2 separate regions of the Homo sapiens genome follow, and region 1 is linked to region 2. Evidence: read pairs that join two places in POLR2A ChIA-PET (ENCODE). Cell type or tissue: HepG2. All regions are shown on one strand. Each heading gives the region's core, and the rest is flanking DNA. Links, peaks and the distances in the headings are about the cores only.

Region 1 (8,000 bases), core at 1-8,000, 73 kb after region 2:
CCGAATTTGGATCCATAAACACTTAGTTAAGTTTGGAAATAGTGTGCTTAACCAGAAAGAGACATCAGGCAAAAACGATTATGTGTATGTTAGTATTTTCTAAACTGTAGGTTTGTAGCCCATTAATAGGATTATAAAACCAATCGGGTGGGTTTTTAAAAAAATGAAATAGGATATAATAGAAAAGAAAATGTCAGAGGGCATTGTCGGTAAGGGGTAAGTACTGCCTGGTGAAACTGTGTTTGTGTGTGTGTGTGTGTGTGTGTGTGTATAAATATGTGTGTGTGTGCTGACTTGCCATGTTAAATGTATTATTATTGTGGCACACTAGATTAGGTGTGTTTATAGACCTATAAATTCTTACTTAGGTAATTTTCATGAAATGAGCCACCCCCACCCACTTGCCGTACAATAAGAAAATGCGCATTTTCAATAATTTTTCTAAAAATCCAAGGCTTAATGGAGCCTGGGCATAATAGGCCCTTACGTGTTTACTGAATAAACCAAGAAAAATAAGAATGTACAAATAGATGGTTATCTACAAGAATGCGACAAGCATTTCCAAACCAAAAGGTTATATGAACTGTTCCATGGGCCTGGACAACTTACCTTTACAACATCGATCTGTACTTCCAACATTCTGTTGAAATAAAATGCCAGCATTATATTTTCTGTTGTAAATGGCACACACATAAGAGAGACATTAACATTCACAGGCCAGAAAGGTATTTTTGGAGGCTGTGTCTACATTCTAGCAAAACATCTGCTTGGAAAGGGAAAAATTGAATGTTTGGGCAGTTTGTCTACACAGTACAAATCATCTAGCTGAAAGATGCACATTTAGCCATCAACCAGCTCCACTTGTCATTCTACAACAAAGCATATGGATGCAAGAAAAGAACTTTTTTGCTGTAGGGTGCATGACACTGTGTGAACAAACCATCGCCAGCCAGGTTCGATGTGTTGTCTCATACCACATATTTCCCCTGTGTTCACACACAAAGAATTGTGGTGGTGGCTGAAGATAAGTAAGGTAGATATATGATTCACTAACGGCCAATGGATCAATTAAAAATTTACTTTGAACTAAGAGCTCTGGATAATACAAATATTGACCGGTAAGATAAGCTTCTTCCTGTAAGACACTAGGTTGGAGTCAAGTTAGGAAGATATATCTTAAAGTAGAAATATGGTAACATCCAAATAAGAGTGGTTCATATTTGTTTGGTGTTTGCTTGTTTTAATCAGCTGCTTGAGTAAAGTTATAGAAGCCTTCTCAAACTTGCAGATGACACCATTGGAAGATATAATCCAAATGTATGTGAGTGAAGAGCAAAATGCTCTTAAAGGGCTAAAAAATGGCCTAAAGATAGTATTAATGCTAAATCTAGTAACGGAAAATGCAATCTTACATACGTTCTGGGGGAAAAAAAGGCCCGGTTTTCTGAGCTAACCATTATTTCTATACGAGCCAATATACAGAGTACTGCTAGTGAGAAATAATAAAATGCGGGCAGAATTCATGGAAATATAGGTCCAGGATAAAAAATGTTATAGATCTTATAATATGCCACATTGGTTACACAACATATATGGTCTGCAGGCAGTATTTTTAAATGGGCATTGATTAACTGAAGCACATGACAAAGGTGCACTTTAAGGAATACTCCAGGTTGAAAGCACCAGGGATGTTTCACCTAGAAATTAGGAGATGTCAGAAGAACCAGGAAGATTTCAGGAGCTCTTGAAAGCAACAGATTACTGCTTTTAAAGTATCTGAAGGACTTTCATGTGGGATAAGAGTTTATACCCTCATCTTATGGGGTGCCTTAAGGGAACTAGTCTCAACGGGAAAATGTGGTAAAGCCAGGGTATTTGGTCCATGTAAAAACAAAGAATTTTCTAAAATTCAGAGCATGTGAAAAAAAAAATCTACAGTTGTGTAAGGCAAGTAATCTCAATATCACTGAGAGAACGATGGGAAAATTACTGTGATGGATGCAAATAAAATTAGATTGAATTTTTGCAATTCCTTACAATTCTAGGAGTCTTGGACTAGGGAGAGCATTCACTGTGAGCTGGAAACACAGGGAGAAAGATGACTTCTTGGGGGAGGAGGGCCAGAGCTGGCTTTTAAAAACTAATTTTAAAACGTGCTCCCTGCCTCTCCTCACCACTTTTTAACTTTCTGAAATCAGTATATATCTTAAAATCATGCATATATTTAGGATGAAATGGTTTCCTGTTCCCCAAAAGCTGTTGTGAAATCAATGACGCATTGTATACAACCAGTGACATCTTAGTAAAAAGAAAATATAGTAAATTGGAATTAAACCATTAACAGTGGTAAGCCTCTGCATAGTGGGACTATGGCTGATTTTTATCTCTTCTTTTTGCATATCTTTACTTTCTGCAACACAAACATATTACATTTGTAATGGGGAAAAACATTTTAAAAGGATGATTTAGAACAGGATTAGATTTTCATCTAGAAAAGTCCCACTGGTGAAAAATGAAAGTGATGTCTAAATTAAGACATTTCATTGTTTCCCAGATAATGCACATAACTTTAGTTCAACCAAAGCATTTATTTTCGTAGACCATGAAAAACAACCCCTGGCCTACCTCTTTGAGATTATGGCCTCAAATCTAATTTTAACATCAATGACTGAAAAGTTGCCTTTATGTTACTACTCCTCAAATATACCCATATGTTAACATTTTAGTGGCCAGTGTTCTACTGACATTCTTTTATTTACTAAAGTAGTTCTTGCAAGTTGTAAAAATAGAACCCTTGGGAACTCAAAAAAGCCATTTTTATTTTAAATAGAAAAAAATTTTTTTTCTGAATTGACGTATATGCACAAAAACCATTCACTTCAGAGAGGGACATATCATAACTATACTGTGGTAGTAATGTACCGAATACTAACTCATCTACATGACAGAGTAATCATACTGCCCTACATTCACTCATTTTCAGGATGGCTGGGGTGGGTGGAGGGTAAAGGTATATTATTATATCTTACTCTGTGGGTTCATGAATGGGATGTTTAAAAATAACCGTTCCTCCTCTTTAATACAGAGTTAAAACTAGTATACATTTAAAATCCTCCTCTCTCTACAAATAAAAATGAACATGGAAAAATTTCCTATTATCTTTAAAGAGGGATATTCAAAGGAGATGTACGTTTGAAATATATAACTCTGAACATACAATGTTCTTTCAATAAAGGCTGGGCCAAGGGTCATAAAACTATAAAAAAAATACCCTGCCCCTTTGGACTGTAACAGCTAATCATTAGCCATCCATTCGCAATGTTTACCTTTTTGTGTGTTATTTTCACATTTTTCTTCATGGGGACTAACCATTAGTATCCCCCTAAGACTAACAAAAGTACATTCATTGCATGCTGGCAAATGATTTCCGGCCCCAAAGCATTTGCTGGTAGAAAAAGTTAAAGTATATCTAGGCTTATATTTCTATTATTGTTGGGCATTAGCGGCAGCATAAATTTTTCTTCCCAAGAACTTCATTCTAACTGGCTTCACATGTGATGGTAAAGAAGGAATTCCGAATTCACACGTACAATTAATGTGTTCTTGAATCAAATTTAGGAAAATGAAAAATTTAAAACATAATAGGCATCTCAGAAATCTTTTACTAAGTAGACATTTAAAAAATTCATTCTCTACTTAACCCCTTTACTTTCACTCACCAAAAAACTACCCCAAAGCACCATTGCCTCACAAATTAATATTCTTCTGCATTTTAAAAAGGGAGCTTGTTTGCATTTAAGCATGCCTATGTAAACAAGGTGTTTGATTGGGGGAGATTTTCTTCTCAGAGTATTCCAGAGCTGGAGTGAAGCTATTTAAAGAATGGAGTATTCAATTCCTTAGGCCAGATGCTAGTATAAATATGAAACTATGTTCACACTGCAGATGAAACTATTTTTAGTTGGTGCATTTTGAAGAGCACTATTCAGTTAAGCATTATAGGGTGGGATTTCAGTAAGCTACAAACAGAAACTAGACAGATTCCTGCCCCTGGGTTAACACACTGACACCAGGACTGCAGCAAGGGCTAGAACGCACTAGAATGGCCTCATCAGTTTAAAATACTGAGAGACGTCCCTGCAGGTTAATAAATAGCTGCTGCCCCATCTCCTCTCCCTAGTGCTCCCTGACTCTTCCTCCCTATCTCTGGTCTTCCCTTGGGAGTTCCTGGACACCCTATAGTCCAGACACTGAAGGGTTAACTCCTGACACACACAAGAGGTCCCTGGCTGCTATCGTGGCCCTGAGGTTTGTGTCCATTTAGACTGATGCCTGCCTATTCCCTACAGTTGCTAATGTGTTGATTCTCTCCCCACTACATCTGATTATCCAGCAAGTTGATCTCTATATTTGACCCCAGACTTCAAAATCAAGAAAGGTGCAAATCTAAAAGGGATTTGAGGACCACAGAAACCTGCAAAAATAAAATCACTCTGGGGCAGATCCTGGCAATGTTTTTCACACCAGGCACATCTGTCTCTGTGTTAAGCTCCTTTAACTGAGAGTTGCTAATGATGCCAAGGCTGTAGGTACACTGGGGGCACAGGTCATTTCTTCCCCGGTGCCTTGAACACACTAGGTACAACTATAGTAACTGCACACAGAAGGGGCTAGAGTAATGACAGTAATCAAAGATGACCGAAGTCTCCTGAAATCAGGACACAGGCACAGAAATCAAGAATGCACCAAGCAGTTCTCAACCTCCCACTAACACCCTCATGTATCATTTTCCATGGAGCTTTCTGTGGGGCCAATGGCTTTACAAAGAATTGTGTTGCTCTTTACTCAAATCTAGGATGCTCTGCCGAGCTGGTCCAGTCAGGGAGAGACATATAGGTCAGCTGTCCATCTGGATCTTCAATTGAGATGTGGGGTGGTGTCATGAGACAGTGGTTCTGGGTGCAGTCTCGCTCTCACTGCCCCAGGGACATGCCGCTCTTCCTGTGGCTATGAGCTAGGTCAGTTGGCTGGTGTGGGTCTGTGCCCCTTTCAGTATCTCTGCCATTAGACCAGGAGGTAACAGGTAGGGAAACAAAGTCCAGGGCTAAGCATGATTAATGTTTTCCTTTTTAGAATCTAAAACAGGAGATAAACCAGGCAAACTGGGGTTAAGAAGCTGAGAGGAACAGGGCCTTTCACTGTTGTCTTTTTTAACTTACAGAAAACTCATTCAGAAGAAAGGAATCAGAAATTAGGGAACTAAAAAAGAGAGACATGCGGGAATATCTTATTTTTCTTTAAGAATATTTTCTATTTGTTGAGACACATGTCATACAAATTGAGGACTAATCTCAGTCGGACACTCTCATTGGCCCTAATTTACATTAGTTGAGTTGAGTCCATTGGTAGAGTTGCACATTTTGACAAAACACCAATCACACACTCCCAGAAAAAAGAAAAAAAACAACTGTAGGGCTGCGAACACGGCTCTAAATATTTCTTAAGTTTCTACTAACATTAAAAACCACTGCAGTTTCTTTCGTGGTTTATTATGATATCACCAAATCCCCTCCATGTATTTATAGCCTTGTAAGTCATAATTACCAATCATTTACTCTAAGACCATAAATGCTTTTTGGTGACTTAACGGATAACTAACACTGTTAGTCGATGGATGAAGGTACTGCTCATATATGGGAAAATTTATTCTAGTCCAAACTTTAGGAGTTCATCTGTCAGATATTTTATGCCTCTATTCTTTTAATGATTCATTTACCTGCATAATATTTGTATTCAGAACTGCGGTGTTTCTAGCCAACGGCAGAATGCTCAGCTGAATTATCTTTTTCTTTCACAGCATAACAGAGTGGAGCACAGTCAAATTGAAGATGGCCTTCACTACACTGTCAGAATTAGATTGTCTGGCAAATGATCCAGGCCTATTTCTCAAACCCACATGTAATGTTCTGACTACCAACGTGCCCGTAGAGTCATTAACAAGCATCCTAAAACATGCTGTACATATTTAAATGATTAGGAGAGGAGTATGGATGATGAGGCTGTTTCTAATGGTGCTTCAGCTTTTATCAATTATGCAATGCAACACAGATGTGAGCCTTCACCTTTGTTTTTTGTGTGCTGCTAAAGTGCACTCCCTTTTAAAGCAGTGTTTATTTCCTTTTATCTAGCTTAAGCTCAGTGCTTGGGCAAGGGGGTTGTTCCAATGCAGACAATCCGAAGGATTCAACCTTGGCAAATCACCTTTGGCGAGGCAATTTCTGAAGAAGCTCATTTTACCCAGGACTCAGTTGTGCAACGTTATGCAATAACTGTTTGGGGCCAGTTGGTAGTAATAACAATTACCGTTTCCCTCACCCTGCTAAGATCTGTATTCAGAAATTGCCGAGAAGGCCGGGTGCGATGGCTCACGCCTGTAATCCCAGCACTTTGGGAGGCCTAGGCTGGCGGATCACCTGAGGTCAGGAGTTTGACACCAGCCTGGCTAACACGGTGAAACCCTGTTTCTACTAAAAATACAAAAAATTATTCAGGTGTGGTGGTGAGTGCCTGTAATCCCAGCTACTTGGGAGGCTGAGGCAGGAGAATCACTTGAACCGGGGAGGCAGAGGTTGCAGTGAGCCGAGATTGCACCATTGCACTCCAGCTTGAGCAACAAGAGTGAAACTCCATCTCAGAAAAAAAAGAAAGAAAGAAAGAAAGAAATTGCCCAGAATTGAGACACTGAGGTCCCCAAGCCCAATCAAGGGGCTAGGTATCAAACCACTGATAAGAGTCTGAGCATCTGGAAGGTAAGATTCATGCCTTTACTGTTCCTACAGCATTTCATCCTCTGGTGCTCAGTTAACACTGTAACTGACACGCGAAAAGGGCAGGTGCACGGTGGGTTATTTTCAGACTTCACATCTGTGTGGCAGTTACACTTCTGAGCCTATAGATTAATTCAGCGCAACCGGTTCCAACCCTTTCTAGCTTGTTGTTGACACGAGGCTTGCATGGTCTCAGAAGGTCTCAAAGCTATCGATAACCTAGGTTAGGCTGTTGCCCAAGAGAAAAGCCTCAAAGGAAATGACTTAACTGTGGTATACACTAGCGGTACCCAAGTCAATGTTAGGTGGTACATGGATAAACATATTTTTTATTTTAAGGATTATATATTTACCTTCACCATTAATTATAGCAAGTGATACAGGTTTTCCATTTACAGTGATGATATAAAATTTCCTACTTAAAGTTCTTTAAATTAAAAAGCAATTAATTTAAAGAAAAATTAAGTAAATAATAAAACAGTGTTATTGGTATGGCAAGAACTATAAAGTTGCTTTATAAATGACTAAAGTCTAGGATATCCTGATTTAAGGCTTAAGAGTTTAATAATGCTACCATGTATCAAGTGCTTTATGGCACCAGAAAAATGTCCATAAGCACCTGGGATTCTATATGTTATTAAATCCTACAGTATCCCTATCAGATAGATTTATTATACCCATTTTACAGATGAGAAAACTGATACTCTACAACTTGCCGAAGGGCATAAAGCTAGAGATTGGGGATCCAGAGTGCTAGTCTATGTCTGCCAGACTTTTAGTCCCTTACCACTACATTATGTTGCTGCCAAGTACAAGATTTAAGGTCTAATCATCCATCCATTCATCCAACATACCTACGGAGCACCTATGATATACCTAACAATGTCCTGGATTAAAAGAAGGGGGCCCTCATTTCCTTCCCTTCAAGTAGCCTAATCTAGTAAATGGCAGATGAGATCTTGGTCAGAGGGGAAAAAAAAGGGCTTCTCATCTTGGGCTTCAACTCATGCTCAAGGAGGCAGGCTACATTTTGGCCAAAAACAATATGCAGAACTCCCTACTTAAAAGACAAAACTCATAATCTTATAAATATTTAGAATATTTATAAGTGAATATTTAGAATATTTTATAAGTGAGCAGGAGACTGATTCCTATAATAAACACATTGCTGTT
Region 2 (9,445 bases), core at 1-8,000:
TTAAACTCATTTATAAACAGGACATTCTTGTTCAGCCATTTCTCCAGGTTTGGAAATGAGATATTCCATTTCATCATTGAGGATAACTGATTTGCTACCTCTCTACAGAAAACATTCCCCACTTGGAAATAAGTAAAAGAGATGGATTGTTTTTGTTTTTGTTTTGGTGTGTATGTGGATTAACATGGAGATATTTAACTTATGACATACTTGGATGAGTATGTCATGGGATACATTTTAATATTTAAAAGACATACACATAAGAAACAGTTATCAAGTGATAGGCTCCCAATTCTTTTAAAAAGATCCAAAAAGGAATTTGTACAGAAAGGGGGCTTTTCACTCACTTTGTGCTTTTATACCTTTCAGAAAGAATAATGTGAATAGTAGGATAGTCTTTTACTTAAAAGTAAAAAGATGACTATTTTTGGTTGTCTGAGATTCGGAGACATTTTTCTTTGTTCAGGCAAATCCCTCTCACCCTTCCTCCCTATGAGGGCACCAGCACCATCCCCAACTAAGTACCTCAGTGGTCTCTGAGCTTCATTTGTTTGTGCAGGTACCGGAGCCAAGATACTGGAAAATGACTTTAAAAACTCTTCTGTGGTACCAAGAACCTCATGCAAACTCACAGATTGTATAGAAGAGCGTGTGTCTTGGAGCAGGGTGGGGTGAGGGTACAGAATGAGAAGAGCTTTGGGGCCTGGAGTGGGCGTGGAGAGGCAGCAACAAGGTTGATAATACCTGGTGACATGTTAACTAAGGGCAGATTATAAGCCGTGGGGCAAGCTAGAGTGATCACTCAATTGGAGGGAGGGTTTGTTACACTATAGAGAAACAGCACACAGATACCATCAGAAACCCTAATGTAAAGCTAACAATGAACCCAGAAGAGGTTACAGCTTCTTTACATTTTTCACTGTAAGATAAAACATTTCTATGACTATTTAGAATTGCTGTGTCTGATACAGTCACCGCTAGCCACGTGTCCCTTGAGTATCTGAAATACTATATGTCAAGTCCAAATTGAGATGTGCCGCAGTGTAAAATACACACTGGATCTCCAAGACTTAATACAAAATAAAAGTAAAATATCTCATTAATAACATTTTATATTGATTGCATATTGAAATGATAATATTTTGAATATACTGGGTTAAATAAAATATATTATTAAAATTAACTCCACATGTTTCTTTTTACCTTTTAAAATGTGGTTACTAGAATATTTTAAATTACATGTGGCTCACATTATCTTTCTCTTGGGCGATGCTGGTTTAGTCAATAATTCAATGTTATGATTATAGATATGTTCTTGGAAATATGTGTTAAGGAGCAGACAGAACAAGATTAACATCTGAAGCTAGAATAATCAGCAAAAGTCACGATTCAATGTTTCAATACATTTAAGATTTTATTCACTGTTATGGAGGGTAGTCATGTAAAAACGTTATATATAGTTATATATACACATTACACACATATATATATATATAATGTTATAATAGTATCTAAAAATTTTTCTTAAGCTGAGGTCTCCCTTCTGTAAAATTCAAATCTGGTAATCATTGACTCAAGGCTACTAAATGGCCCTGATGAAGATGTTATTTCATTAACTTTCTTAACTAAGATGTCAAAGTAAATGTTAAGCTTTGACAACAGACTGGAGAAGAGACAGAAAGAGAGAGAGAGTGAGAATGGAGAGAGAGAGGGGAAGGAACTAGCTAATTATTTATTTCATGACTTGTTCTCTCCTGCTGTCAATATGGGTCGGGTATAATGTAAGCCATTTTCATCATCCAGTACAAACTGAATAGGAGAAAATGGAGCTGGAGTGATTTTAGTTGCTTGGAAGTAGACACTTCTTAATCTCCAACTATTGAGTAAGTTAATGGTCTGACTTTTTGGACATTTCATCTGAGAATAAATAGAGAGGTCAGTTACAGTCAGGCCTAAATGCAGGGGCATAGCCTCATTGGCTTTGCCAACCTGCTTCAGGTCCCATTTATGACAAAATATGAGATTATTCATTGAAGACTGGCATTCCAATAAGCCCAGAAAAGTTGAACAGAACAAAAAGGTTTGAACTCTGGGGGCAGGGAGGAGAAACATTCTTTCCGCAATCATTCTTAGCACCAAAAAACCATCAGGCATCACTGAGAAGGCGGCTGCCCGGTGCTCAGTTTGCCCTGTGTCCCATCCTCCCAAACAACTTGTTATAGTAGCCAAAATCAAAGCTGATTCCCTCCACCTCCTCACTTTTTGATTCCTGTGGCAGCAGCAACACAGAAACCTAACTAGACATTAACAGCCCTCCAAACACTACATGCCAATCAAAAGGCTGCACACACATGGTAAAATGGGTTCCTATGGTAAAAATAAAAGAGCAACAATGGTGGCTATAGAAAGAAGCTTAGGAAATATTTTCTTTTCTTAGAAGGCAGTAGTTGCTGTAGCATTTAAGGCAGTAACATGCAGAAAGGCTTAGACCAAAATTTCTGCAACATCAATGAAACATGCAATCAATATCATACATTCTACTGTATCATACTTATATTGTACTAATTTTGATGAAATGATTGGGCGGTTTCAACCTATGTACCACGAAGCAATCTGCACACCTCTGGTATGTTTCTGATATCTAACTATAGAAGTATTTGTCTTTGTCCTCCAAACTCTTTTATAGCACATGGTATGCATATTTCAGCATCCAACATTATTAACTCATGAGCAACTGTCAGTTGATGGTTATCTAACACATGGGGTCTGCACAAAAGGGATCCTTATTTGGGCAAAAGCTCTTGTCTGCACCAGTCTGTCTATATTTTCCCTCAGAATAACTTTATTTGGATCATTATTCGCTGTTAGTGGAAACTCGGAGGCTGCATGTATGGCAATCGGAAGGTGGAGAAATAAATCCTTAACAAGTTCAAACACTTAGCTGATATTAAAACCATTTCTAGCTTTGTTAGCTGAAAGCAAACGCTCCATTGCCCTCTCGTGGTGAGTCGATGGGATGCGGTGGGACGACCAAAAAAACCCGCAGAAACTAACAAAAGAGTTTACTCCAATACAGGTGACAACATTCATCTTGGATAGAAACAGCCACAAATGACAACCTTATGTTGTTTTATATGTTTTAGAATTTACATTTTCAGCCCTCTTATGTGGAGATTGGACAAGGTGGGGTAGGTGGGGTTTGTAATATGGAAATTAGAACTTTGTCTTTCTGCAATACAATGACTTCACTATATTTACAACCATAGCTGCTATATATGTGGCAAATTGATTTTTATGAGATTTAGAAACTTAAAAAAATCATGCTCACATTTTAAAAGCTCCTTTAAACCAAAAATAGACTGATGTTCCAACTGGTTTGGAATTATAGGAACCAAGGAAAGAAGTCTGAATAATTCCCTAATATGGAAGAAAAACTGGCTTTTTTTCTTTTCTTTTTTTTTTTTTAAATAAGGAACAGTTTGTTTCTGACAATAGGCAACATGTGGGACTTATAGAACCAAGTATAGGTACAGAATTTATCTTTCTATATTGTCTAAAAATAAAATTTTAAAAAATTCTGAACTCCAAATTTAATAGTCAGTTACCCAATTGGGTATTTATCTTTTAAAAACACCATTTAAAATTTCTGCTGTATGCCTTTCAACAATTTCCTGCCTAACAGGCCCATCCCCAGAAAGCAAACAAACCTGGTATTAAAACAGACTGAAGAGCTTAAGAGAAAGCTGGGGGAGAAGTCAGGGCAAAGTACATGAGAACATAAACTACTTTTTTAAATCTTACTACCAGTAAATGTACCATTTTTCTCTTTTATGTGTCTTCTCTTCAGATAAAAGCCACTCCTCCAACCAGCATTACAGAAATGCTCTGTATTTTTATAATATGATTTTAGGGGCAGATTAATCTCAAATTGGCTTTTCCACTCAAATGTGGAAGTTCAGTTTTGCAACAACAGTTGTTTGATTTTGTCTTTGAATTAGCAAAGTTCTTAAAGTAATTTTACTATAAAATTAAACAGCTGGGAGTTCTTTAGCAAAACATGACAACTCTTGTTCTTCTTTGTACTATTGTGCAAGCTGAAATACCCTTTCTTTCATGTCTTTATATTCCAAAATGAATTCCCTAGTTACCCTTGTTTAGCTTTAAGAAAAATAATAAAGAAGGGGGGCGGTTTTTGCTGACCTCTGAAATTCACAGGCTTTTAAGCACAGGGCGTTTACACAAGGTGCGTTCTCAAAGGGCTTTTGTTTAATTCCTATTATGGAATGAAAAATGATATTTTGCCCCAATACAATGCCAATCTTTGTGTACGGCAAAGCTGTTGACAAGTATTTCTGTGGAGCAAGGCATCTTATGCCGATTTCGCAGATGGGAAAACTGAAACATCTCTAAATGGTGAGGAAATATGGGACTAAGATGTTCATAGAGGCTGGAATTAAATTTAGAATTTGACTCTTAGCCCAGGACTCTAACCATGTGAGGGCCCTAACTCTCTGGAATCAACAGAAGGGCAATTTTAAAACATTCTTTTGACGTTATTAACCACAGCCTCGGGGCTCAGGGAAATGAGTGGGGGAGGGCCTGGAAACATAATACAGAGCTGCTAGGTGACAGCCTCTTGCAACATTGCTAATACTTTGGATTACTTGATCCATATTGCCGTATATTCTACTAATATTCTGGGGCTTAATGATTTCCTTTGTATCTTAAAAAATTAGAGTCTAGATTCAAGGGCTAGTGTAGACTGCTTCTTAAAATATGGAGCCGGAGAGTCATGACAAGACAAATTGTGGAAAGCGGTTCTTGGCTTTTCACATGAATCTGGAACCAAAGATCACTGCTAAGAGTTGGTGAAACCATAGATGTTATGCCAGTAGGATTCGTCATTGGAGTCATTTATAAAATGATGGAATTCCATAGCTTTAGGAAAACCTCGGGCACCAGCTAGTCATTCTCCACATCAGAAAAGACAGGACCAGAGAGCCTGCCACTCGCCCAGAGTCACCCAGTGAGTAGCAGAGCTGCGACAGACTCTGGTTTCTGTTGCATGAGATCAGCAGCAGAGCCTTGGCAGCAGATGGTTTTTCAATGGGCCCTGAATACCTCCATTTGGGTCTCTGCAGGGTGAGCCCTGTCATCCCAAGACCATGTTACTGAAACACACTTTCCAAGGAACTGTAATTAATAAAGTCAAATGGGAGCTGACAAGGACATTCCCACTGTGTTCATATGCCAAAACATACAAGCAAGAAAGCTCACTTGGAGTGCATGAAGCGCAGGTCCTTCTGGCAGGACTTCTGTGCACCATACTCCCAGCTGTTTGCTCAGACCCAAATGTGAGGTACTAGCAGCAAAACACTTGCAAAGCCATCAGGAAAGTGCTCTGGCATTGGGCGTCAACAACCGCCACCTGCTTGCTAGGCTGGGCTGAAAAAACAAAGGAGCCCTCCTGGGGGTGAGGAAGGGCTTTGGGAACTCAGGACCTCTGGGATCAAGAAGAAATGGACCACAGGCCACTGTGCTAGGGAGCATCGTCCTCACCTTCTAGCAGTAACTCATGCCTCAGAGGTCCCAAGCACATTACACAGCTTTATACCTGTGTGCCTTTGTTCCTGGGCTTCCTCTGACATCGATACCTTTTCTTTTTTAGCTTTTCTCCCTCCTGCCCTAACTCCTCGCTTAAAAGCTTCCTTGGCCAGGTGCAGTGGCTCGCGCCCGTAATCCCAGCACTTTGGGAGGCTGAGGTGGGTGGATCACCTCAGGTCAGGAGTTCAAGACCAGCCTGGCCAACACAGTGAAACCGCGTCTCTACTAAAAACACAAAAATTACATGGGCATGGTGGCGGGCGCCTGTAATCCCACCTACTTGGGAGGCTGAGGCAGGAGAATTGCTTGACCGTGGGAGGCAGAACATGAAGTGAGCCGAGATCGTGCCACTGCACTCCAGCCTGGGTGACAAGATCGAGACTCTGTCTCCACCCCCAGCCAAAACAAAACAAAACAAAACAAAAAGCTTCCTTACTCTCCCTCATCTCCAGCTGGGTGAGAAAACCCTTGTCAATACCTGTACAAAGTATGCTTTGGGTTGGTCGTGGTGGCTCACACTGAGACCAGCCTGGCCAACATGGTGAAACCCCGTCCCTACTAAAAAATACAAAAATTAGCTGGGCATGGTGGCAGACGCCTGTGATCGCAGCTACTCGGGAGGCTGGGACAGGAGAATCACTTAAACCCATGAGGTGGAGGTTGCAGTGAGCTAAGACTGTGCCACTGCACTCCAGCCTGGGCAATGAGTGAGACTCCGTCTTAAAATAATTAATAACAAATTTGAAAAAATGCAAAAAACAAGCATGCTTTGATCCTGGCACCTGGCACCCTGTACTGAAATCATCTGGTTAGTGTACCTTACCACAGTCTAAAGAGATTATGTTGGTCTTGATCACTGTAGCATCATTATAGTAGGTGTTCAATAAACGTTTACTAAACAAATGCCTCCCTCTGTGTCATGTTTTGAAATCAGTGTCTGGTACTACTTAGTAGAGTCTGGTAAATGTTTGTTAAACTGCACTGACTGCTCATCCCACTGGAGAACATAAATGCCGCTAAAGAGGGCCAGGTGGCTAGGCTATCCTTGATGGTTCACCTTCCTATCTCCAGCACCTTCCCTAGGTCACCATCACCATTAATAAGGGGAAGACATATACACCCACATTGTAATGCCCACTGTGTAACTCTGAGACCCAGCTATTGTCAAACACCTAAATACCTAACAGAAACCCACCTTGTCTGTGGACACACAGATCTCACCTGTTTTGCCAAGACTCTCAAGCCCACCGGGCTACTGGCTCTCCTAGAGAGCCCCTACAACAAGAAAAAGTCAGCAACACCTAGGAGAAAAAATTTCCCTGGGGAAGATGGCAGACTGCCTGGTGAGGATTCCTTTTTTAAGGAACCCCATCTCTGCAGAGCTGCCTAAAAAAATGTGCCTACCGATGAAAGTCTGAGCAAATCTGTAATGTAGAGATTACATTTAAATTCCAATAAAGATTTTTAACAAAGATCAATAAAATAGGAGATTGATCTGCAGTTCAAAGTTCCCAGTAATGGGATAGCCTAGAAATTTCATAAATAATGCTTTTATCTTGATTGCAAAATAATCCCCTGCCACAAAAACAAGGCAAATCAAGGTAGGAAATTGTTCAGCGGGAATTAAAATGTCACACTTTACACAGAATAAAGCGTTGCAATCACCAGGGAAACACACATGGCAAATGTGTTAACACAAAATTACATATATCACTTAATTATATAAGCGCATAGCTCCTGAGTAACCCATTAGCTAAACATGTCAGCTGCGGTTAAATATATACATGCAATATTTTTAGCACAGAGGGGATGTAACTATGTCAGGCCTGGCACCATAAAGCCTGAGATGGCAAGTGCTATTAAACTGAGATGCAATCATGTTGAAAAGGAAACATTAACAAACAGCAGACAATTGAGAAGAAAATACAGTGAGCTTGTGTTCTACTACATGTGCTTCCAAAACCTTATATAACTATTCATTGTCTATTTCATCTGGCTTGCATCCCAGGTTTGTTCTATGCTATACTAATTTTATAATAATAAACTGCTATACCAGTTTTATGAAATCATGCACACAGAGAGGTTGCAGATGACATTACGTCTGATTATCTTCACCAGAAAAGGACGACATCCCGAAATTAAACATAGCCTCATGCAAAACCATCCGCTCCATTTAAAATGGCCCCTTGAGTTTCCTTCTGAAAAAAGATATGTCATCTTTCCTTCCATCATCACAGCACTGGTGAAGTTGGCAAAATTGCTGTTGGAGACCCAAGTTTCATAAGAAAGTAGAGAGGGCACGGGCTTTGAGAGCAGGCAACTCTGTATTCACTTTATACATAAGGCAACTATATGACCTCGGGCAAGTCATCATCTCTCTCCGGGCTGAATTTAACCGTTCGTCAAGAGAATTATATGCCCATCTTGAAAGATTATGATGGGTAAGGAGTATCAATGAGGTAACATTAGACAACATGGCTTGCACATTATTTGGCACACTGAAGACACTAATAAATGGTGAATACCATTATTATCACTATTATATGCACGGACACGTGGAAGTAATATTAATACATCATTTCAAGCATTTCAAGAGACCAGCAGTTTGCTGGTTGGAGAGTTACTGACATTTTGGAAACACCTGGGCCCTTAGCACAGAGGTAAGCACCTTGTAGAGCCCAGGAAGAAAGATAAGTGCAGGAAAGCTACTTATTTGACAAAAGGCATCTGGTATACTTCCTTAGAGCCTGAACTGTTGTCTATGCTGACAAGTCTTCCAATATAGAGGCAATAACTGGGTTGTCAAAAGGAAGAACTTATCTTGGTGATAATTGATTCTGTGTTTCAGGCAACTTTAAATCTCAAGGCAAAAACTGAAGAAAGGAAATTACCACAAAGTAAAGTGTGCCTCAACAGGATGAGAGACAGTGCACGCGAGAGAGTGACAGACAGAGAGAGAGAGAGACTATGCCAAGTGTCCTTATTCTCTAAATTAATCATTAAATGTTTCTGAAATGTGCTTGGAGAATCCCCATTCAATGCTTAAGTCCCGAGGCTCATTGGAATCATTGGAATCCCCTGTATCTAGAAATCACCATACACAAGCCTCAGCACATTGCAGGAACTCAATAAATAGAAAACAAATTGAACAGAATTTAATCTGGTAGGCCAAGAAGAATGGCAACCTGTTGGTCGTAGGGTTCCCAGTATAGACAAACTTATCTTTCAGGAAGGTTGGGCCCCATAGAGGGTTGAAGGCTTTTGCTCTCGCGTTTTCAGTAGAACATTCCTATTAATCAAATCTCACTTTAAGCAAGCCCCTAGGTGGCAAAATAGGAGACCAAATTCTACCTATATAGAAGTTAGGGTAGGTCACTTAGGAGAAAAGGAAAGAAAGGAGTCATTTAAGATGAAACATTTAAGGTTCTGATTTGTCCTGGCCAAACCAAGTCCTGGTTTTGTTTCTAACATCCAATATTCACCGATCCAATATTTATTTATTATTTATTTATTTTCCGAGATGGAGTCTTGCTCTGTCACCCAGGCTGGAGTGCAGTGGCACGATCTTGGCTCACTGCAACCTCCACCTCCTGGGTTCAAGCGATTCTCCTGCCTCAGCCTCCCGAGCAGCTGGGATTACAGGCGCCCATCACCACGCCCGGCTAATTTTTGTATTCTTAGTAGAGACAGGGTTTCACCATGTTGGCCAGGCTGGTCTCAAACTCTTGACCTCGTGATCTGCCGCCTCAGCCTCCCAAAATGCTGGATTACAGGCGTGACTCACCACACCCGGCCTAAATATTAAACTGCCATCAGATGTCTGACACTGTGCTAGTCCAGT

The links. ChIA-PET counts read pairs that join two places held together with the same protein. Peaks named below come from ENCODE experiments on the same cell type or tissue, not always from the same donor. Only the 100,000 strongest peaks of a DNase experiment are listed, where the experiment ranks them.
Region 1: POLR2A ChIA-PET joins it to region 2 with 16 read pairs; 7 of 35 experiments call an interaction of 5 or more read pairs at or near these places.

The regions. Positions count from the first base shown.
Region 1 is chr10:61,960,458-61,968,457 of GRCh38, reverse strand. All of the region lies in intron 3 of ARID5B (AT-rich interaction domain 5B), which reads right to left. Among named protein-coding and RNA genes, the nearest start is that of ARID5B, 63 kb to the right of the region's middle. In HepG2, for the core only: no CTCF peak of the experiment used is centred there; DNase peaks (open chromatin) are centred at 3,327, 3,847 and 4,087; H3K4me3 peaks cover 939 bases.
Region 2 is chr10:62,032,391-62,041,835 of GRCh38, reverse strand. All of the region lies in intron 4 of ARID5B (AT-rich interaction domain 5B), which reads right to left. Among named protein-coding and RNA genes, the nearest start is that of ARID5B, 140 kb to the right of the region's middle. RefSeq lists an enhancer at 598-657. In HepG2, for the core only: a CTCF peak has its summit at 2,992 (motif pointing left); DNase peaks (open chromatin) are centred at 2,985, 3,725 and 4,205; H3K4me3 peaks cover 1,344 bases.